Linked DNA regions of Homo sapiens: region 2 is linked to region 1. Evidence: chromatin loops called from intact Hi-C (ENCODE). Cell type or tissue: dorsolateral prefrontal cortex. All regions are shown on one strand. Each heading gives the region's core, and the rest is flanking DNA. Links, peaks and the distances in the headings are about the cores only. Region 1 has its middle 33 kb from the start of MIR573. Region 2 has its middle 42 kb from the start of LINC02473.

Region 1 (10,242 bases), core at 696-8,695:
AAAAAAAGAGTGCAATAAAGAGTGGGTGATTCCGTAAGTCTTAACCACTCTTAACTACTTAATTATTCATATAGTCCTTTCATTCACACCCACCCGTCCAGGTATCCATCTACCCACCCACCGACCTATCCACTCATCCATCAATCCAGTCCCCACCTATCCATCCATCCACCCATTCATCCATCCATCCAAAGAGTTACCTACCTACTCACACACCCATCCATCCATCCATCCAGTCCCCACTCATCCATCCACCCAACCAGTCCCCATCCATCCATCCATCCATCTGTCCATCCAGTCATCCATCCATCCATCCATCCATTCATCCATCTGTCCATCCATCTGTCCATCCAGTCATCCATCCATCCATCCAACCAGTTACCCACACACCTATATCTATCTATCCATTCATCCATCCATCATTCCATCCACCCATGCATCCATCCAGTCACCAACTCAGCTATCCATCCATTTGTCCATTTAGTCACCTACTCATTAACCCATCTACCCATTCATCCAGTCACCCACCCATCCATTCATCCACCCATCTATTCATTCAGTCACCCACCCACCCATCTACCCATCCATCCAGTCACTCACACACCCACCCACCTATGCATCCATCCAGTCACCTACCCATCCATCCATCCATCCATCCATCCATCCAACCATTCACCTACCCACTCACACACCCATCCATCCATCCAGTCCCCACTCATCCATCCATCCATCCGTTTGTCCATCCATCCATCCATCCATCCATCCATCCATCCATCCATCCAAGTCACCCACCCACTAACATCCACCCATCCATCCTGTCATCCATCCATGCATGCATCCGGTCACCAATCTACCTATCCATTCATTTGTCCATTTAGTCACCCACCCATTCATCCATCCACCCATTAATCTAGTCACCCACCCATCCACCCTTTCATCTATTCATCCAGTTACCCACCCACCCATCTACCCATCCATCTATTCACCCATCCATCCAGTCACCCACCCACCTATGCACCCATCCAGTCACCTACCCATCCATCCCTCCCTCCCTCCCTCCCTCCCTCCCTCCCTCCCTCCCTCCCTCCCTCCCTCCCTCCATTTCACTAGCAGACCTTCCCTATTTTGCCCCAGGCACTGTACATAGGTTTTTGCTATGCAAGAGAATCTTATAGAGTCATGAGGGAAACAGGTATAAACCATACAATACAAACCGTTAAGTAAGAAAGCAAAGGGGAATAAACCAGCCAGTGGGGAGAGGGAGGCAGGGAATGATCTTATGTGTCAGGCATATAGGTGGTGCCTGCTAAATGTTGATCATTTGTTGATTAATTTGGCTCCTTTTGCTCCCCAGGAAAAGCATCTGCTCCCATGATGAAATGAGACCATGTGGGTAAATATATTATGTCAACTCTAAAGCTCTTACAAATGTAAGGAAATGTGCCTGTGGTTATCTGACAGGTGAAACACCTGAGGCAATGCCTAACACATAGTAGGTGCTAAGTCCATAAGTGCTTTTAGTAAAGACAACTGTCAAGGACCCAGCTGGTGCGCTGGCCTTGCTAATTTAAAGGAAAAAATCTTTAACATTATGAAAACATTCCCTCTTTCCTATTCAGTCTCATAGCAGTGATATAACTGAAGCCAGAGGGAGGACATATTTTCATGAGAATTCTCCATTGTCTACAACTTTTGTTTTATTTTAGGCTAGAATCAGAGGTGCTTTCTTTTGCACCCATGCAAACTCACCATTCATTCTACTTTTCTACTACCTATTTTCTCTATAGCATATTTTGTGGATTTTTTTCCCTAATACATTTTCTAATAATTAAAGATACTGGAGACAGGAAAACAGGGTTGCTGTGTGACTTGGGATGAGTTTCTTAATGTGTCCAAGGTCAAAGTCTTAATTCTCACATTTGTACAATTAAAGAAAATTGTGACGATTATAGGAGATAACATATTCAAAGTACCTACTTTGGTGCCATCACTTATAGTGGCTCAATAAAATTGTGTTCCAGTTATCTATTGCTGTTTAACAAATAATCTCACATTTAGTGGCTTAAAGCAACCATTTTACTGTATTTCATGAATGTAGGATCAGATCATTTAGGGGTGAGAAGCGTAGGGCGTGGCTGGATGACTTGTTGGTTTTCCAACTACTTCTAAGATGGCTTATTTACATGGCTGGCAAGATGGTGCTGGCTGTTGGCTGGAGCTCAACCAGGGCTCCATGTGGCCTCTCCATGGGGCTGCTTGGTCTTCCTCACAGAAAGGTAGCTGGGTCCCAGGACTGAGTGTTCTAGGAGACTGACAGAAGCTGCAAGCTTCTTAAGATTTAGCCTCAAAAGTCCCAGAAGAGTACGGTTGCCGCATTTTCTTGGTCAAGTGAGCCATTATGACCAGCTCAGATTCAAGGGGAGGGAAATTAGACCCCACCTATTGAAAGGGGAAGTATCAAAGGATTTGTGGCCATCTTTAACCCATCAGGAACAGTAGATGTTCTTTTTCATTGTACTCCATTCTGAGGCATGAAGTCAGCATGAGCCACCAGGTTCGTGTGCTGACTGCAGGGTCTCTCAAGGTCAATCCCTGCAGCTGTTCCAGCTGTGGAAAGCAGCTGGTTCCTCACTTGTCTCTGCTGGCCTCTCACTGAACTGGAGAATGCAGCTTTGGGAGCCAGCCATGGGTCTAACCATCTGTCTCTGTGGACTGTACTCTCTAAGCCATTCAGTACAATCGTAGCAAAACTTTTTTCCATTGTGTGTGTGTGTGTGTTGATGAATACAGCAAGTTCATGATTAAACTCACATTCCATGCTAAGATCCAGCTCTGAGCATGCTTTGGAGATTAAGGACTCAAAATGTAAAATTTTTACCCCATGGTGTGAAACATCTTGGTTACCATGATAGTTTGTCTTCTGGATTACATTTTGGAGTCATCCTGAATGCTGAAATGGTTCTTCATATCCTAAAGACTTTAGGTTTCTGTATGGTTCTGGGTCTGTTTTTGTTTCATAACTCAGACTTTCCATAAATACCCTACTTGGACGCACTTTCCTCTGTCTTTGAGACATCTATGTCAATCCCTTATTTGAATGTGTGAATTCCCATTCCTTCACTTTCAGTATGTTCCTAATGTTCTGAAGCAAGCTTATTTTTAAAAAATGAATAGATGTCATATGTATGTAACAACCCTGATGTCCAATAGGCTGGCCAAGTGCTCAACTAGATTAAACAAAGTCAAGCAAACAGGTTTCTTTACTGCAGGACTTCCCACGACCTTTAACATATTCACCAGTATTTTGTATTTCAGAAAGAACAGTAAATGCCACATTTCAAATACTTCTATGACCTCAGAGACCTTTTTTACAGAGGACCTTTCAGGATTTATGTTCTGTGGGACACACTTTGGGAAACACAGGCTTAAACTTACGCCCCTTTTTGGGGGAAGGTGTATGTGACCCACCATTTTGTCAGTGTCCACATGTCTGGTGTCTGCACACCTTCCTTTCCAACAGTCAAAGCTGAGTATTGCCCTTTACAGGGACCCTTTAGGTGGCCTGCTAGAGTAGGAGAAGCCTCGTTTCCATCACAATTTCCACTTTCAGCTCTGGGATCCTGGGCCGATTAACTAACCCCCCTAAGCCTCAGAATACCTAGGTTTAATATGGAGAAATACAACCTCCTCAGCCGGGGCAATGTTAGATTACATGTGGTAGTGCATCCAGAGATGGGCCTGGGAGAGTGCCTGGAACGTGTTAGCCCCCTCTTCCCTTCCTAGTAGTTCCAGGACTGAACCACCACGGGGATCGATGAGTGAGCACGCTCGCCCCCTAGTGGGCATTTCTGCCTTGACCTCCTGAGCCAACCCATCCTTAAAGAGGACTGGATGGCCTCTATCGTCCTAGTTGGTTTATTTACCAGCTGTTTTGAACTGGTGTGAGGGCAATTCATGTTAGGGTAACAAGGCAATAGATCATTTAAATGAAGGCGACAGGTTTGAGAATAGGGATGGTGAATTCTTTCTCCAGTAAGGGGCAAAGTACCATCCCCTTTTTACAGATGCTGGCCTTGAGGTCTCAGAAGGGACAGCAGGAGACTGGGACTCATGGATGGGCCGTTTGCACACATCTAAATGCTTGTGTGGACAACCGAGAGCGAGATCTTCCTAGTGCCTTTATCACACGTGGTTCTTAATTTGGAAGTGCGGGGAGAGGTGTGAATTGCCTTGTTCTGTCTGTGATTCAAGGTAATCTCTATCATGTAAGTGTCTTGCAAAGAGGAGGCAGTAGGCAAGAAACCAAAGTTATTGTTTATCGACAGCTTGCTCTGTCAGGTATCTTCCTTAGTGTTTTATGTATTTAATCCTTGCAGTAAGCCTTGGAAGATGGTAGAAAAGACTCTCATTCCCATTTTACAGCTGAGGAAATGGAAGCCTAGAGCATTTGAGTGGCTTGCTTAAGGTCACAGAGCCACATGTGGAATAAAACCAGCACTGAAACCCACATGTCCCGATTTCACACCCATGTACTTAAGCAGGACTCCAATCTGCCTCTCTGAAAATCACTTGTTGGCCACCTGGTCAACCAACAAGTATTTATTGGGTCACTGCTGTGTGCCCACTCCTGTGCCAGAGCTGGGGAGGAGACAAAGGATTCAGGAGACTGTTTGGTATCCAGGATTGCTCCAAAATTGGTTCTGACTTCTTAATAAAGGGTAAAATCCCTGAGGAAATACTGAATGATGAAATTTAAAAGAGTGAGTTTTTCAAAGTAGGAAGAAACTGGTTAATAGCAGGCTGAAGGGCAAACATGTTTAAAAAAAGAACCAACCCAGGAAAAATCAACACTGTATTAGTGACACATATGATTTGTATGCCTGTGAGCAGGAAAATGTGAAAGAGGGAGAGAGAGATGTCTTCTTGAGTAAATGAAGCATAGAAGTTCATTAGGACTATAAAAAAGTGTTAAAAGAGGAAACCCTGCCTTTGGAGAATCAAGGGATTGTAATATAAACTATGTCAGGTAGGTGCAAATTGGAAACTAGAGATGCAAAGGCAAGATCTGAGGAATACATTTACAAAAACACTAGATAAATAATAAATTATTAAATATGTTAAAAGCTAAAAGGATCTTCGTGTCTGCAAGGCTCTTAAATTCAAGAGAAAAAAATGCCAGGCTGGTCTGGTCCGAGAGGGTAAAGGGAGGGGAATGGAGACGGTCTGGCTGGATTAGTCCTTCCTCTGAAGACACAGGAATACACCCCGGGTAGAATGTTCACAGGAAATCATTAGGCCCAGAGCACACACAAGTCCCCCAGGAAAATGCAGGAACAAGTTAAACACACCAGGGCATTTGAGAGATGGGAGGTCTCCTATCCCTGTCCTCGTTCTGTGCCCAGGAGACCAAGGCTGGTGTGAGAACCCACTGCCTGGTGCTGGGAGATCTGGGCCCACCAAGACCCCTCTCTCCCTACTCTGGAGTGACCTTCAGCCCTTCGGCTGTCATCTTTGTTTCTGGCGGCTCAGACAGAAAATCTGCAGGCAGTCGGGCTTGGGAGACTGTATGAAGGTGCGCCTACTTTGGCGTGCTTCCTCCCTAAGCTTCTGCAACCCCCTGTTCCCTGTCCTGCCTGGACTCTGGGTTTTATCCACAGTAGACCAGAAGACCCTATGGCCAGCAGAATAGCCAGGTGGGATGAGCAATAGGATTTAAGGTGAGTCTCAGCTCAGTGTCTTAACTAGTCATGTGACCTTGGGCAAGCGACTTGAACGCTCTCTTGTAAAATGAGAATGATAATGAGGATGATGATGATAGTACTTCATTGAATTCTACAGATATTTGTGGAATACCTGCTTTGCCAAGCGCAACACCATCCTGCCTGTATGGAGGTTGCAGTGTGGCTCGGTGTGGCCTAGGAGATGGCCTTCTGGCCCCTCTCTACGTGTATCGCAGGCTGTCTGTTGGGCATTTTCCCCAAGAACTTTAGCAACATGAGTTGATTTCACATCATTGCCATTCTATGAGGTAGTTATTATTATGATTCTCATTTTACACCCCAGGAAACTGAGATGGGCAGGGGCTAAATAACTAGCCCAAAGACACTCAGCTGGAAAGAGGTGGCACTCATTTCTAAACCCACGTCCCTGATGTCTGAGCTTGGGCTCTTTACTCCTACTTTATACATGGATCCAACAGTCACATGGACAATTGTGCAATTGTAGCTTTGATAGGCAGGACGCAGGAGGAAGATACAGAGCTTGGTGAGCCCATAATATGGGCTTTTCACTGAGGAAGTGACACAAGCTGAGATCTGAGGACGAGGTCAGAGCTGACCAGGGGAAAATGGAAGAAAGAGTGGTTCCTGAGGCAAAAAGGCTTGAAGACTGTTGTGGGGACTGAGTACATGAACGAGAAAAGGACCCAGCCCAGAGCGAGCTGCCTACCTGGCTGTGTGACCTCTCGGAACCTCGGTCCCCTCGTCTGTAAAATGGGGAGAACAGGAGGTAGGAAGATGAAGGTAGGCAATGGATATAAATGTAGTCAGAGCCATTGTTAACACAATTTACTTCCATGGACAAAGAAAGTTGAGAGAGAAAGAATTTTTCCCCAAGGGCCTCTACCACAACAGTGACATCAACTGAGAGTTGAGAAAGGTCAAAGATGGTCATGGGTGACCCAGTTAGCCTTCTCCCTCAGTCTATCAGAGTAAACAGACCAACTGAGAAGCCAAAGGTCATTCCTCTGAATTTTCCAAGTTGCTCTTGTGGAGAGACTTAGTAAATGATGTGCCAAGTATTATCTAGATCTTAATCATAATATGGTGACAATACCCAACAGGCTCACAAATATGTGTCGTTTGTGAAATCTCAGGAATCTCCTTATTCTCCTGTTGATTAATGCTGATGTCTTTTTTTTTTTTTTTTTTTGTGGGACGGAGTCTTGCTCCGTCGCCCAGGCTGGAGAGCAATGGCGCAATCTCGGCTCACTGCAGCCTCCGCCTCCCAGGTTCAAGTGTTTCTCCTGCCTCAGCCTCCTGAGTAGCTGGGATTACAGGGGCGTGCCTCCATGCCTGGCTGATTTTTGTATTTTTAGTAGAGGCAGCGTTTTGCCATGTTGGCTAGGCTTGAACTAACCTTGAACTCCTGACCTTAAGTGATCTGCCTGCCTTAGCCTCCCAAAATACTGGGATTACAGGCATAAGCCACCACACCCGGACACTGATGTCTTAATATTCCAGACTGGATGCTTCAAAGGGCAGGCCAATCAAACCCTGAGAGCTGATGTCAACAGTAGAGATTACAGTATCCTCCAGGTGCTTTCCATAGTTATTCCATTTCATGTTGACAGCAGCCCTGCTCTAAGCAATTGCAAGCCCATTTTACAGATGAGGTGACTGGGACTCTGTCAAAGGCCACACGCGGGACAGAGCCAGGCTCACCCCCGCCAGCCCTGGCTCACAAGCCTTGCTGTTTCCACTCTGCCTGCACTGTCTCATGCTCTTTATGAGACTTCTAAAAATAAAAAATGCTTCTGCTCACCATTCCCTCAGGTTAGCACTAAGCTTTTGTTTGATGTTAAGAGCTTTAGATAAATCTGACTCTAGATTACTGTGTGATGACTTCCTCTTGTCATCTGGGTATCACTTCAAATCTTACCTCCTCAAACAGTTTTCCAGAATAATCACTGCCACTCACACTCATCACACCACAGAGTGGAATTGTTTTTCTAGCACTTGCCAATATCTCAAATCATCTTGGTCATGTATTTGCTTACTTATTTCATTGCGAGTCTCAACCCACTGGACTGTAAGTTGCACAGCAGTGAGAATCGTATGGGTCTGCCATTCTTCACTGAGACCAGCAAATACCCTGATTGCAGTAGGTGCTCAGTGTGTGTACTTCTGAGAGCACTGTGGGGCGGACAGCGCCTAGGGCTTGAAGGCAGGTTGTGGTCATTCCAACTACCCTCCGCCAGCCTACTGAGCACCCAAGCCTCGATTTTCTCATCTGTAAAATGGAGATAATAATAGACAACAAATACTATGCAGCCACCAAAAGTGATGTTGTGCAAAACTATGGAATGGCGAGGACAGATATTCATGATGTGGTAAATGGAAAATAATCAGGCAGTGAAACAGCACGTCAGGATGAACCATGAAGAACACAGAACATGGGTTTTTTAGGCAGGGGCTGTGCTGTGGGCTGCCTGGTTTCCACCCTGAATTCCCCATTTACTAGTTGTGAGACCTTGGGTATATTACACTTTTTGTGCCTCAGTTTCCTCATTTATAAAATGCAGATGATAAGCGTCTATGTCAAAGGGTTGTGAAAATTCATGAGTTAAGAGTGTGTTAGAGGGGTGTTTAACACATAGTAAGAGGCTAAAAAAGACTAGCTATTGTTATTGTCATCACTACTATTGTTCTATTATTATTGGCGTGCATCGAGGGAAAATAAAAAGATTGCAAAATGGTATGTTCAATAGAATTCTATTATTTAAAGTATATGTGTTTATAACTAGAAGTACATAGACTAAAATGTCACATGATCTCTTTGGCAGTTTTTTTCTTATTTTATTTTATTTTTATTATTTATTTATTTATTTTGAGACAGAGTCTTGTTCTGTCGCCCGGGCTGGAGTGCAGTGGCGTGATCTCAGCTCACTGCAAGCTCTGCCTCCTGGGTTCACACCATTCTCCTGCCTCAGCCTCCCAAGTAGCTGGGACTACAGGCGCCCGCCACCACGCCTGGCTAATTTTTTGTCTTTTTAATAGAGATGGGTTTCACCGTGTTAGCCAGGATGGTCTCAATCTCCTGACCTCGTGATCCTCCCATCTTGGCCTCCCAAAGTGCTGGGATTACAGGTGTGAGCCACCGCGTCCGGCATTTATTTTTTGAGGATGAAGTCTTGCTCTGTCACCCAGGCTGGAGTGCAGTGGCATGATCTTGGCACACTGCAACCTCTGCTTCCTGGGTTCAAGTGATTCTCATGTCTCAGCCTCCCTAGTAGTTGGGATTACAAGTGCCCACCACCATGCCCAGCTAATTTTTTATTTATTTTTTATTTTTAGTGGAGACGCAGTTTTACCATATTGGCCAGGTTGATCTTGAATATCCTGACCTCAGGTGATCCACCTGCCTTGGCCTCCCAAAATTCTGGGATTACAGGCATGAGATACAGCATCTGGCCTTTTTCTAATTTAATTCTTTTCCTTCTTTTCTCTCTCCCTCTGTCTTAACCTCCCTATCTTCCTCCTTTTCTTTCTTTTCACAAATCTGTATTATTATGTGTAATGAGAAAATACAACCAAGAGAAATCTAAATATTAAAAATAATAAAATAATGAAATAGGCAAGGCGTACTTCCCAGGAAGTTGGGGAGTTAGGCTCTGGTCCTCATTCTGTCACCTTTAACATGCCTCACTCCAAGAAGTCTCTGAATCAGGTAACAATAAGCAACGCTAACCAGATGGCTTTCTGGCACGCCAGACATTACACTGAACCCCTCATGTGCAGACCTGCTCAGTGGGTACTATCATTGCTGTTACACTGATAAGGAATCCAGGGTCTAGAGAATTAAGAAATTTGCCCAAGAGTGCCCAGCTACCCAGGGGGTGATTCCCAGCCAGGCCTGTCTGACTCAGAGCCTGAGGTTTAAAGATCCTGAACACTCATATTGCAGGTCCCAGCCAGCAGCAGCAGCAGCCTCCAGGAGCTTGCTAGTAAATGCAGAATCTCAGGCCCCTGTCCAACCCTAACAAGCCAGAATCTTCACTGTGATGAATTCCCCCAGGTGATTTGTGCCCAAGGAGCCCTCGCGTGAACATGGCTTGTGGAGCCTCTCAGGTTGCTTCCGGCTGCACAAAGTCCCCAACTCATCCTCGCCTTTCCTCACTGTCTTCCTTCTCTCTGTCTGACCCCGATGCCATCTCACTGGGGTCTCACCCTCCAGATCTCAGCAGGAGAAGCGAGCAGAGGGGAATCCAAACCACTCCCTTTCGTGACTACTCAGCATCTCCGAGACAAAGGTTTGAAGAAAAACAGATGTTTGAATCTGTAGACGAGATGCAGGGATTATCTATGGAGTGTCTGTATCCATGTTATCCCTTTCCAAATAGTGGACTGTAAATAGGATATTTTTGTGATTTAAGGAAAAATAAATATTGCAGGCTTCGTAACCAGAGGCCTCTCTGATATGCTTAAATGCGGTCAGGATGCCCTGATATAAGGGTCTAGCGAT
Region 2 (10,242 bases), core at 1,296-9,295, 210 kb before region 1:
AGATTATTGACTATTTCACAGTTGACACTGGAGTGCTGGAGAATGAGCTTGAGGATAAGATTTGGTAAAGGATGACCAACTCCAAGGTGAAGGCCTGATCAGAAACAGAAGAAACAGCAGCCACCACCATGTGCATGGATACTACAGTCTGCACTGCTGCATTTTCAGGGTCTGCAGCCTCCACTGCATGAAAGAGAGAGAGAGAAAGGGAAACACAGGGAGGAAGAGGGAGCTGGAGTGCAAGGGAAGGAGGGAAAGAGAAAGAGGAAGAGGGAGAAAGAGAGAGAAGAAGAAGGAGAAGGGGGAGGAGGAGGAAGTGGAGGGGAAGAGGTAGGGTAAGAGAAAGAAGAAGGGCAAAAGGAGGAGAAGAAGAAGGAAGAGGAGGAGGAAGAGGAAAGAGAAGAAGAGGAGAAGAGAGAGAGGAATAAAAACATCACATGGGACCTTCTGATTGGCCAAGCTAAGATTACATGGCTGTGTCCCAGCTATGAGGGAGGCTGGGAAAGTGAATGTCTATCTTTTCAGCTTCTAGTAGGGGAGGCCGTCTTTGTCTCACATCATTACTCATAAAGTGAGAAATCTCCCCAAATAAACAAAAAGTGCATCCAGATGCCAGGTGGCCCAAACAAATAGCAGATGCTCATCTCAAACCCTGATGGAGAAGGGCCTCTTCCTGGGTCTCCCTGCGTCCAGCCGCCCTTCGTCCTCCACATGCAATCTTCACCAGATTATTTCATTTTCCTCCACAGACTCTTAACCTTCAGGGCCAATGGAAAACACCTCAGCTGAGCACACAGACATTTTATGATGTGGCCCCTGCTAACCTTCCTGCAGCTTCACTCCACTATCACCTGCTTCCTCTGCTTATTACACAGGCATCCTAGACTCCAGCTCAACAGCCACGCTAAGTTCTTAGAGTTGCCACACAGGGTCCTGTTGCCTTGACTCTTCCCGTAGGCTGCCACCCAGGCCTAGATGGCTCCCCATCAGCACCAGGTTACTCCTATTCCTACTCAAAATGCAGTTGGTCATATCACTTCCAGAGGGAGAAGGGGAGAAGCCACTCATTTCCCAGTCCACTCCCTGTGAGCTCTAGCCATGCTTTCTACCCACGGATTCTAGCAAATCTCCTCCCTCCCCTTTTTAACAAACCTCCTTTTCAGTTTAAGCCTGTTTGAATAGGTCTCTGATTCTCACATCCAACTGTACGCTGACTCAGACAAAATTCAAGACACCTGGTACATGCCCCAAGCACATACTTCAGGCACTCCCATGCCTCCAACTCCACTTTCCTTTCTCCAGGTAAATGCCACTTCCTCTGAGAGGGCTTCTCTATCCTGACGGTACAAATTGTGCCCCTCGTATCCCCGTCTGGCACCTCTTTGGAGTCCTAAGCCTGGTGTGTAATTGCACATTCACTTATGACTGTCTTCACATTAGCTGCAGTTCTCTGGGAAGAGACACCATGTTTTTGTTCAACTTCACGTACCCAGCAAGACAAAAAACACAAGAAGCCTAGCAGGCGCTCAATAAATAGCACTTGAAGGAATGAGCTCTGCAACATCAATCATTCCCCGCATGCCTAACAGGCTTCTCAGGTGATGAGCGTAATGATGTGCAATGCGGAGGGTCAGGCTATTATAATAATGTGTCTCCTACCTTTCTCTCTCTTGCTGCTGCCAACCCTGCTCTCCTCAGTGGGCAAACTCCCAAAAAGGAGAGAGCTGATTGAGACCTCCTGTCTCCACTTATTCCATCTTCCAGCTGTGAAGAGAGGAGACAGGAGAGGAAGAGAAAAGGCAAGGAGGAGGCAACACCTACAAACCGGTCCTCCCCAGAGGAGGCACGTGGTTCACATTTGTGCTCAGTGATGTTTTGGCAGCTCCTTCAATCATGCCCATGCCAGAATGCCAGACAATGAACTCTTGATGACCCGCAGTCATAAACTTCACGCCATTGTCAAAACAACCCTTTCTGTCCTCCAGAACTCAAAATATCTGAGGTTTTTGTTGTTGATTCCCATCATTTTAAATTGGTCACATAAGGAGTACGCTGTGGTGGCTGTTGCTTTTAAGTAGGTGGAAGGTGCTTTTGAGCTAAGACCTCTCCTTGGCCCGTTGCTGCCTGGAACAAATGTTACAATCAAATAATCATTCCCTGGAAATAGCAGCCTAAGTGGGAAATGCTGACAACTTCTAACCTGAGCGGTGCAAATGGCGTTGATGGACTATCTAAAATAAATGAATACAGCAAAAAGAAGAAAAAAAAACTCCTGAGGTATGGATTTCCTTAACACAGCAGAACCATGTGGCTCCGAGCCTTCTGTGAACAGGCAAGGGAAAGGAAAGGCAAGAAAATACCCAGCATGCGTTGGGAACGCCTCTGCTGACCTTTGCATAGTATTGTGTTCTGCCGGCATTGTTCTAAGGAGCACAGCTGGCTCTGTAATGAGGCCTGGTCATCAGAGAGGTGTCAGAAACCACCCCTACCCCGCCCCCTGGCTCTCCTGCATGATGGAGAATACCAGCCTCAAAGCACCGGACTGTGCCTCTCAGATCTGGAGGAGCAATTCTTATGTTCATGAGGTCTTGGATTTACACAGCTTTCTCTTTTTCACAGTTCTTTTTAAAAGAGACAAGACAGGTATTTAACACTCCACTTTATAGGTAAGGACACTAGCAACAAGTACGTGGCTCACCAGGTCTAGAGATCAACTGTTCATACACATATATATGGAAGAGAAGAGACAAGGTCTTGCTCTGTTGCCCAGGCTGGAGTACAGTGATGTGATCTCAGCTCACTGCAGCCTTGACCTCCCAGGCTAAAGCAATTCTCCCACCTCAGCCTCCCAAGTAGCTGGAACTACAGGCAGAAACCACCACACCTGGCTAATTTTTTCATATTATTTGTAGGGGTATGGTTCCACCGTGTTGCCCAGGGCTGGTCTCAAACTCCTGAGCTCAAGTGATCCACCGGCCTTGGCCTCCCAAAGTGCTGGGATTACAGGTGTGAGGCACCAAGCCTGGCCAAGCTCAACCTTTTGGATTTCTAATTCAGTGCTCATTCCACCAAAATCATGCTTGGAAGTACATGGAAGTTTAAACAATAATAATGATGATTATAATAGCAATGATGGCTGACTTTCATTAAGCGTTCATAATGTGACAGCTCTGCAGTATTCAGTGCACATTATCCCATTCCATTGAGTAAGCACCGCCATTATCCATATGGTGTAGGTGAAGAAACTAAAGCTCAGAGAGGTTAAGTAACTTGTCCAAAGTCACACAGCTAGCAAGTAGCAGAACTGAGATTTAAGTCAAGTCAGACTCCAGAGACAGAACTCTCAACTCCCAGATAGGAGGCCTTGCCAAGGGTTCAATGTTAGGGGAAAGAGTAACATTATTTAATTTACATATTTTACTTTATTTATTCATTTCCTTGTTCTAAAAGTGATTTAGTTACACAGTTTAGAAATTAAGGTATGTTCACTTAATGGACTCTCCCAGCAAAATGTGGAAGATATAGAAAGGTGTGACTGATAAACATTTACATATAAAAGCAGGATACAAAATTGTGAATACACTATAATTACAACTATGTAAGTAAGTATAGGGGTAAAAATCTATAAAGAAACACATCAAGATAATCAGTAGTTGTGTGGTGGAATTATGTGAGATTATCTGTGTGTTTCTTCAATGTTCTCTATTTCTAAATTTTCTGGGTTTTGTTTTTTAAAAATCTTAAGAAAACATGAAAAACTTTCCAAAAATATGGCTTGACTTGTTGCTTTGAATCTTTGGCATTTGGGATCTGTGGTGAAAAAAAAAAAATGTTACATAAAGCTAAAAAGGTAGAAACAGCTCATGTTTTAAATTTTCATTGTACCAAAACTTCAAGGAATTTGTCTCAATTACACCAGGAAAAAATTGGCCCCACTGCCCTCCCCCATCATTCCACCAAAAGAAAGAAAGAAGGAGGTAAGTTTTGTTGCACAGCAAAACCGTTAAATTTCATTGCTTTGTTTGGGAACTACTTAACAAGTCCACAAACACCAATCTTGCTGGGTAATTAAAACAGTGTAAATGTCACTATTCCAATCTTTGACATTTGGTTTGGGTCCTGACAGGGAGCAATGAATTATAGAGAAGGAATCGTGCTGTTGCAAGCACATGTGTTAGTAATCCTGGCACAAGGTTTTACTATTCCTCTGGATGTTTGAAATGATCTGTATAGCTAGATATATATGTTTCTTCTGCACTTCATCACACACTGCCTTGTGGCATCTCTTCTATGGCTTCTTTGTATTGCTGTGTGTTTGTCTTGAATCATTTGAACTTCCATGAGTGTGGGTCTGGACTTGCCAGAGACATGGCATTTTCCCTGAGAGAATTCATTGTGTTCTATTTCTTAGTAACACAATATCACATACACCAGAGAAGGTCAACCACATTTGGATAGTAACAATATTAATAATAACAGCTACCATTAATTAATCACCTACTATGCACTGGGCGCTGTTCTTCATTGACACCTGCTCGTTTCATAAGAAGCAGTGTGTACAGCGAGCATGGAGCCAGTCAGCCTGAATTCCAAGTCCCAATTTACTAGCTCTGTCACCTCTGATGATTTTTTTAGCCTCTCTGCTTCTTAGTTCCATCTTCAGTACAATGAGGAAATAACAGTACCTTACTTCTTAGGGCCATCACAAAATTAAATGAGTTGGTATATGCAGCATGCTTGGTCATGGTAGGCACAGAGTAAATATTAATAAACATCAGTGCATCCCTGTTATTGTTCATTCTTACATTCATTGTTCATTATGATGTGTTCATTCTTATAATTCTTGCCTCTCCCTGACCCTGTCTCTCCCGTAGACATCCCCATCTCAATAGATGGCACCACCTCCCTCCTAATCGTCCATGTCAGACTTCGAGGTATCGTTCTTTCTTCAAATTGACAAATGATGATTGCACATATTTATGGAATACATAGTGATGTTTCCATACATATAATGTGATCAGATCAGGATAATTAGCATGTCCATCATCTCAAACGTTTACCATTTCTTCCTGTTGGGAAGATTCAATATCAAGGTATCATTCTCGATGTCTTTCTTTGCCCTTCTCCAAATCCAATTACTTAGCAAGAACTGGCCTCTCCAGAATACCCTGAATTATCCCACTGGATTCCATCCAGTGAAGAAGCACACTGTGGGGGCCCTGCCTGGATTAGGAGTCTTTCTGTACCACTTACTAAATATGTGGTACTGGGCAAGGTACTTGAACTCTCATCTGGTACAATAATGGAACATACATCATAGGGTCATTGTGAGGATAAAATCATATAATCTATGTAATGCACTTTAAACAATGCCTGAACATAGAAACCACTTAGGCAATGGTAGTTACTGTTGTTTTTGTCATTATAGTACATCCACCGATTCCAATGCCAGTCCAAGCCGCCTTCCGTTCTCACTTGGACTCGGGCCATCATCTCTGAATTACCCTCTCTACTTCAGTTCTTACCCTTCAATCCCTTCACCACGCAATAGCCAAAGAGATCTTGTAAATGGAACCATATCTCTTCACTGCTAAGAATCTTTCAGTGGCTTCCCATCACACTTAAATAAAAATCCAAAGCCTTGATCTGGCCTACAACTCCCCATATGAGGCGAACCTGTCTGCTCTGACCTCAGCTTGGGATGTTATTCTTCCCTCTCTGTAATCCAGGGGCACCAGCTATTTTCTAATTCCTCTAATGGGCACAGCTGCAGGCTTCCCTGGGCCATTGCATTCACTGTTACCTCTGTCCCCAGAACATTCAATCTGGCCCTTCTTTTTATATTTTCAAGTCGATGCAGCTCAAATGTTTTCTCTTCTGCCAGGATTTCTATGGGGAAAATCTTCTAGCAGGAGTTGCCTCTCCTTCCCTCTCCTCAGTCGCATCACCCTATTTTTAGTTCTTTGTGGTCATGTTTGACAATATCTTGTTGTTTACTGGCTTAGCATCTTTCTGCCCAACTAGCATACAGCTTTTTTCAGTTATAAGGGTGCCATAACAAATTACCCCAAAACTTGTGGCATAAAACCACTGCTTATTATGCTCATACATTGTATAGCATGAAGTTCAGATGGGACACAGTAGGGATGCATTATCTCTCAGGGCCTTCACCAAAGATCAAAGGCTGGGGCCTGGAACAGCTGGGATGCTATGGGTATCTTTCTCTGTCTCTGTGTGGTCTCTCCTTATGACCTTTCCATCTTAGCAGCTACAGGGTAGCTAAATTTCTTATATAACAACGTAGGGATTTCAAGGCATGTGTACCAAGAGAGAAGGCCAGGAGAATTCTGCCTCACCTTTTATGATGAGCTTGAATAGTTATGCAGTATCACTTCCCTGATAGCCACAGGCCTGCTCTGATCCAAGGGGAGGGAACACAGACCACACCTCTCTGTGGAGGTGTGTCAATGTCACCCTGTAAGGAGAGAGTGTGGGATGGAATACACTGGTGCAGCCATCTTTGAAAATATGGTCTTGCAGAGAGCTCTGTGAGAGCAGCAACTTTGTTTAGTTGCCATTGCCCCTATATTCTAGAGCAATGTCTGGCACATAGTAGGTGCTCAATAAATACTTGTTGCATCAAGGAATGAAATGCTGTATGATTTAAGTATCTCATCTTCAATTTGCAGATGAAAAATAATTGGGCCGGGTGTAGTGGCTCACGTCTATAATCCCAACACTTTGGGAGACCAAGGCAGGCAGATCACTTGAGGTCAGGAGTTCGAGACCATCCTGACTAACATGGCGAAACCTTGTTCCTACTAAAAATACAAAAATTAGCCGGGCATGGTGGCACAGGCCTGTAATCCCAGCTACTCAGGAGGCTGAGGCAGGAGAATTGCTTGAACCCAGGATACAGAGGTTGTAGTGAGTCGAGATCACCCACTGTACTCCAGCCTGGGTGACAGTGCAAGACTCCCTCTCAAAAAGGAAGAAAGAAAGAGAGAAAGAGAGACAGAGAGAGAGAGAGAGGAAGGAAGGACGTAAGGAAGGAAGGAAAGAAGGAAGGAAGGAAGGAAAGAAGGAAGGAAGGAAGCAAGGAAGGAAAAAAAAAATTGGAGTTCAGTGAGTGGCTCAGGTAGAAATCCAGGTGTGACTCCAACACCCATTTCTGAATAAATTATATACTGCATTCATTTCCTCCTCCATGTTGAATACCAACTAAATGAATAAAATAAAGGACTGAATGATTCTATTTCCTACCCTAGTGAAATTACTCTGATATCAGTAATGAACGTTCAGATTCTATCAAATCTTCCAATTTCATTCTTATATTTTTCTTTCCCAAACTTTTTAGTACTGATTCTTAACACTCATATGTACCAAGCATCTTTTTGTTCAATCAGGTCATATAACATGTGGTGTTAGGATACCTAAAACTACTGTTTCCAGGTAAAAGGCCCTAGGAATGGCTACACATGGTTCTCAGTGGACTCCAGCCAAGGGCTGTCTAAGGAGCCTTCATAACTGAAAGCACCTGAAGGCTCCTTTCCTGTCCCTTTCAGAAGGCAGGCTCTTCCTGTAGACCAATTCCCAGTTTTAACCCCGGGTAGGGCAGGGTGACTGGATCGTGGTTCAGGGGCAGAGCGCCACCTTTGTATGACCGACTCCACCTCCATCACCCTACAGCTGGGCTTGGACCATCCTGCTCAGGACCCAAAGGATGTGCAGAGGTCTTCTGAGCAGAACAGTGGAATCTTAGTCTTGACCTGCAACCCAAGTATTTGAAGTAATGCTAAGACAAATGGAATTATAGTACATTCAATGTAGTGCAGGCCAGTGTGGTTCTGTGAGGCAGGGAGGTAACTCAAATAGGAAAAGACTCTTTCTAAAATACCACATGCATTTTTCTGGCAAGTCTCTGCGCTAAATTTTGCTTTATTAAGGAGAATAATCCCATAGCATATTTAATAGCATTCTAGCCAGACATTAACTGGGTTATTATTTCCAGAACGGTGCTTTCATTTCTATTTTCACATGTTTCTGAGAAATTCCAGTTTATAACATAAGGCGGGAAAGACCAATCTCAAATGGGTCTTGTTTTAACTAGAAGGCTCATTGCTACAAGTAACAGAAAGCCCATCACAACCTGAATTAGCCATAAGAAACCATAAGCTCCTGTTAGAGAAAGTTTGGAGTTGGGATGGGGTTTAGGGTTAGTTAATCTAATGTTCAAAGATGCCATCAAGTATCAAGGTTACTCTGCAGCAAGAAAAAGAAAAAGTACTGATAGATGCAATGGCATTGTGCTGAGCAAGAAGAGAGGTACATGAAGTATTTCATACCATATGAATCCATTTACATGAAGTTTTAGAACAGGCAAAACTAATATGTAGTCACAGAAATTAGCTCCATTATTGCCTGGGGCAAAGGATGGTAAGAAATGAATTGCAAAAGGGCACTAAGGAAGTTTCTGTGGTGATGAAGATGTTTTGTATTTTGATGGAATTTGAGTTACTCGGGTACCCAAATTAGTCAAAACCCATTGAGTGGTACAGTTGAGATGTATATTTTACTTATATAAATTGTATCAGAAAAAGAAAAAATGTAGTTAATGACATGTATGCTGAAGTGTTTAACAATGAAGTTTATTGATGTCTGCAACTTAGTTTGAAATGCATTTAAAAATAAGATGGATTGAGAGATGGATTGATAAAATATCAAGCAAATAGGGCAAAATGATAACCATTGTAGGATTATGACGTTATGCATTTGAGTGTACACAGTATGATTCTTTCAACTTTTCTGAATGTTTGAAAATATTCATAATAAGAAAAAAGGAAATTAAAAAAAAAAGAAGCCTAATGAAAATGATACATGTACCCACCATCAGGTTGAAATGACATAAGAAAATATCAAGTTTGGTCTGCTTTGGAATGGAATTATCTCAACTTACTAAATTATCTCATCTTAGTAAGAAGGGCAGATTAGGGAGTTACCGATGGCATCAATTAATTTAAATAGGAAATTTTAAAAATTTGAGGTGCCCCTGAGCTTCCTGGCACATCCCTGTGGTAAAGATGAGCCTTAAATTAAGTTAATTAAGCCAAGTTAAAGAGATTGCTTTCCCAACTCTGTGTACCTTTCTGCAACCTCTTGACTAGTAAGAATGTTTTAATGAATGCCTGGGAGCCTGCCCTTCCCCAAGTCCATCACCTTCCTAAATTTCTACTTTTTTTCAATGAGAATCCTCCCTCCTCAGCTTCCTGCCTCTGGAAAAAAAAGGCTGCACAAAAAATTCTCATTTAAAAGAGCCAACAACACTATTTGAGCCAACAAGTGAGTTAAGTGAAGATGAAGCAGAAGTATATGAATTAAATTTCCCCTCAAGTCCCATAGAAATCCAATAAATAAGTTAAGTGCATGTAGATTTAAAAATTAAAGGCCGAGAAGGCTTGAGGCAAAGTGCATTTGACATTTGAAATAATAGAAATGAGAGGAGGCATGTAGCAGGATGTGCACTTACCTGATGTAATAGGGGCCCGTGGTCACTGCGTCTGCCTGACTCTGTGTTTACGGAGCATAATAGCATTGCAAGGAAATTCAATAAAACTCTCTGCGAGCCAGGTGTGACTTGAGTGCCATCATTTAGAGGTCAATGTCAATGAGCCCCAGTTCAGTCCTCAGCCCAGGAGGGCCATGATTGCTGCAGTCCATAGTTCCTGCAGTTACCATTCCCATTTGGAAGAGTTTGCCTAAAGCTCCAAAGCAGGCCTGCAAAAGGGTCTGGTTCTCTCTGGCAATATGTTGCAAGAAGATAAAAGACGTTCTCTCATTTTGACCCAGTTCCACTTTTAAGAATTTAACGTAAGCAGGGAATTCTGGGATGTGGCCAAAACTGTGTGTGCAAGGATAATCATCACAGTGGTATTTAAGATGGCAAAAATTTTCAAGCAGTCTTATGTCCAGCAATAGTGGATTGGGTAAATAATTGTTTCAGGGGTGATTCTACTGTGTTTAACTTAAGAGTAGCTAAAACAATAGATGTGTGTTTGAGACCTGGCTTAGCCACGTGCTAACTTTGGGATCTTGGGCCACTTACAAACATAGCTCGCTGAGCCTCTCCTTCCTCATCTATAAAATGGGAATTACAACATTATCTCATGGGTGTGTTGGAAGGATGAAAGGAGACAATAGAAGTTAAACCCTTAGGCACAACTTGATACACTGTATCACAATTGT

Evidence for each region. Hi-C counts contacts between places; a loop is a spot of excess contacts. Peaks named below come from ENCODE experiments on the same cell type or tissue, not always from the same donor. Only the 100,000 strongest peaks of a DNase experiment are listed, where the experiment ranks them.
Region 2: a loop joins it to region 1, with 5 times the contacts of the local background. A loop is called at or near these places in 12 of 110 quality-filtered maps.

What each region holds. Positions count from the first base shown.
Region 1 is chr4:24,482,465-24,492,706 of GRCh38, reverse strand. No RefSeq gene overlaps it. Among named protein-coding and RNA genes, the nearest start is that of MIR573, 33 kb to the left of the region's middle. RefSeq lists an enhancer at 3,725-3,774. In dorsolateral prefrontal cortex, for the core only: CTCF peaks have their summits at 3,624 and 3,824 (motif pointing left); a DNase peak (open chromatin) is centred at 3,816; H3K27ac peaks cover 644 bases.
Region 2 is chr4:24,696,536-24,706,777 of GRCh38, reverse strand. No RefSeq gene overlaps it. Among named protein-coding and RNA genes, the nearest start is that of LINC02473, 42 kb to the right of the region's middle. In dorsolateral prefrontal cortex, for the core only: a CTCF peak has its summit at 4,895; a DNase peak (open chromatin) is centred at 2,457.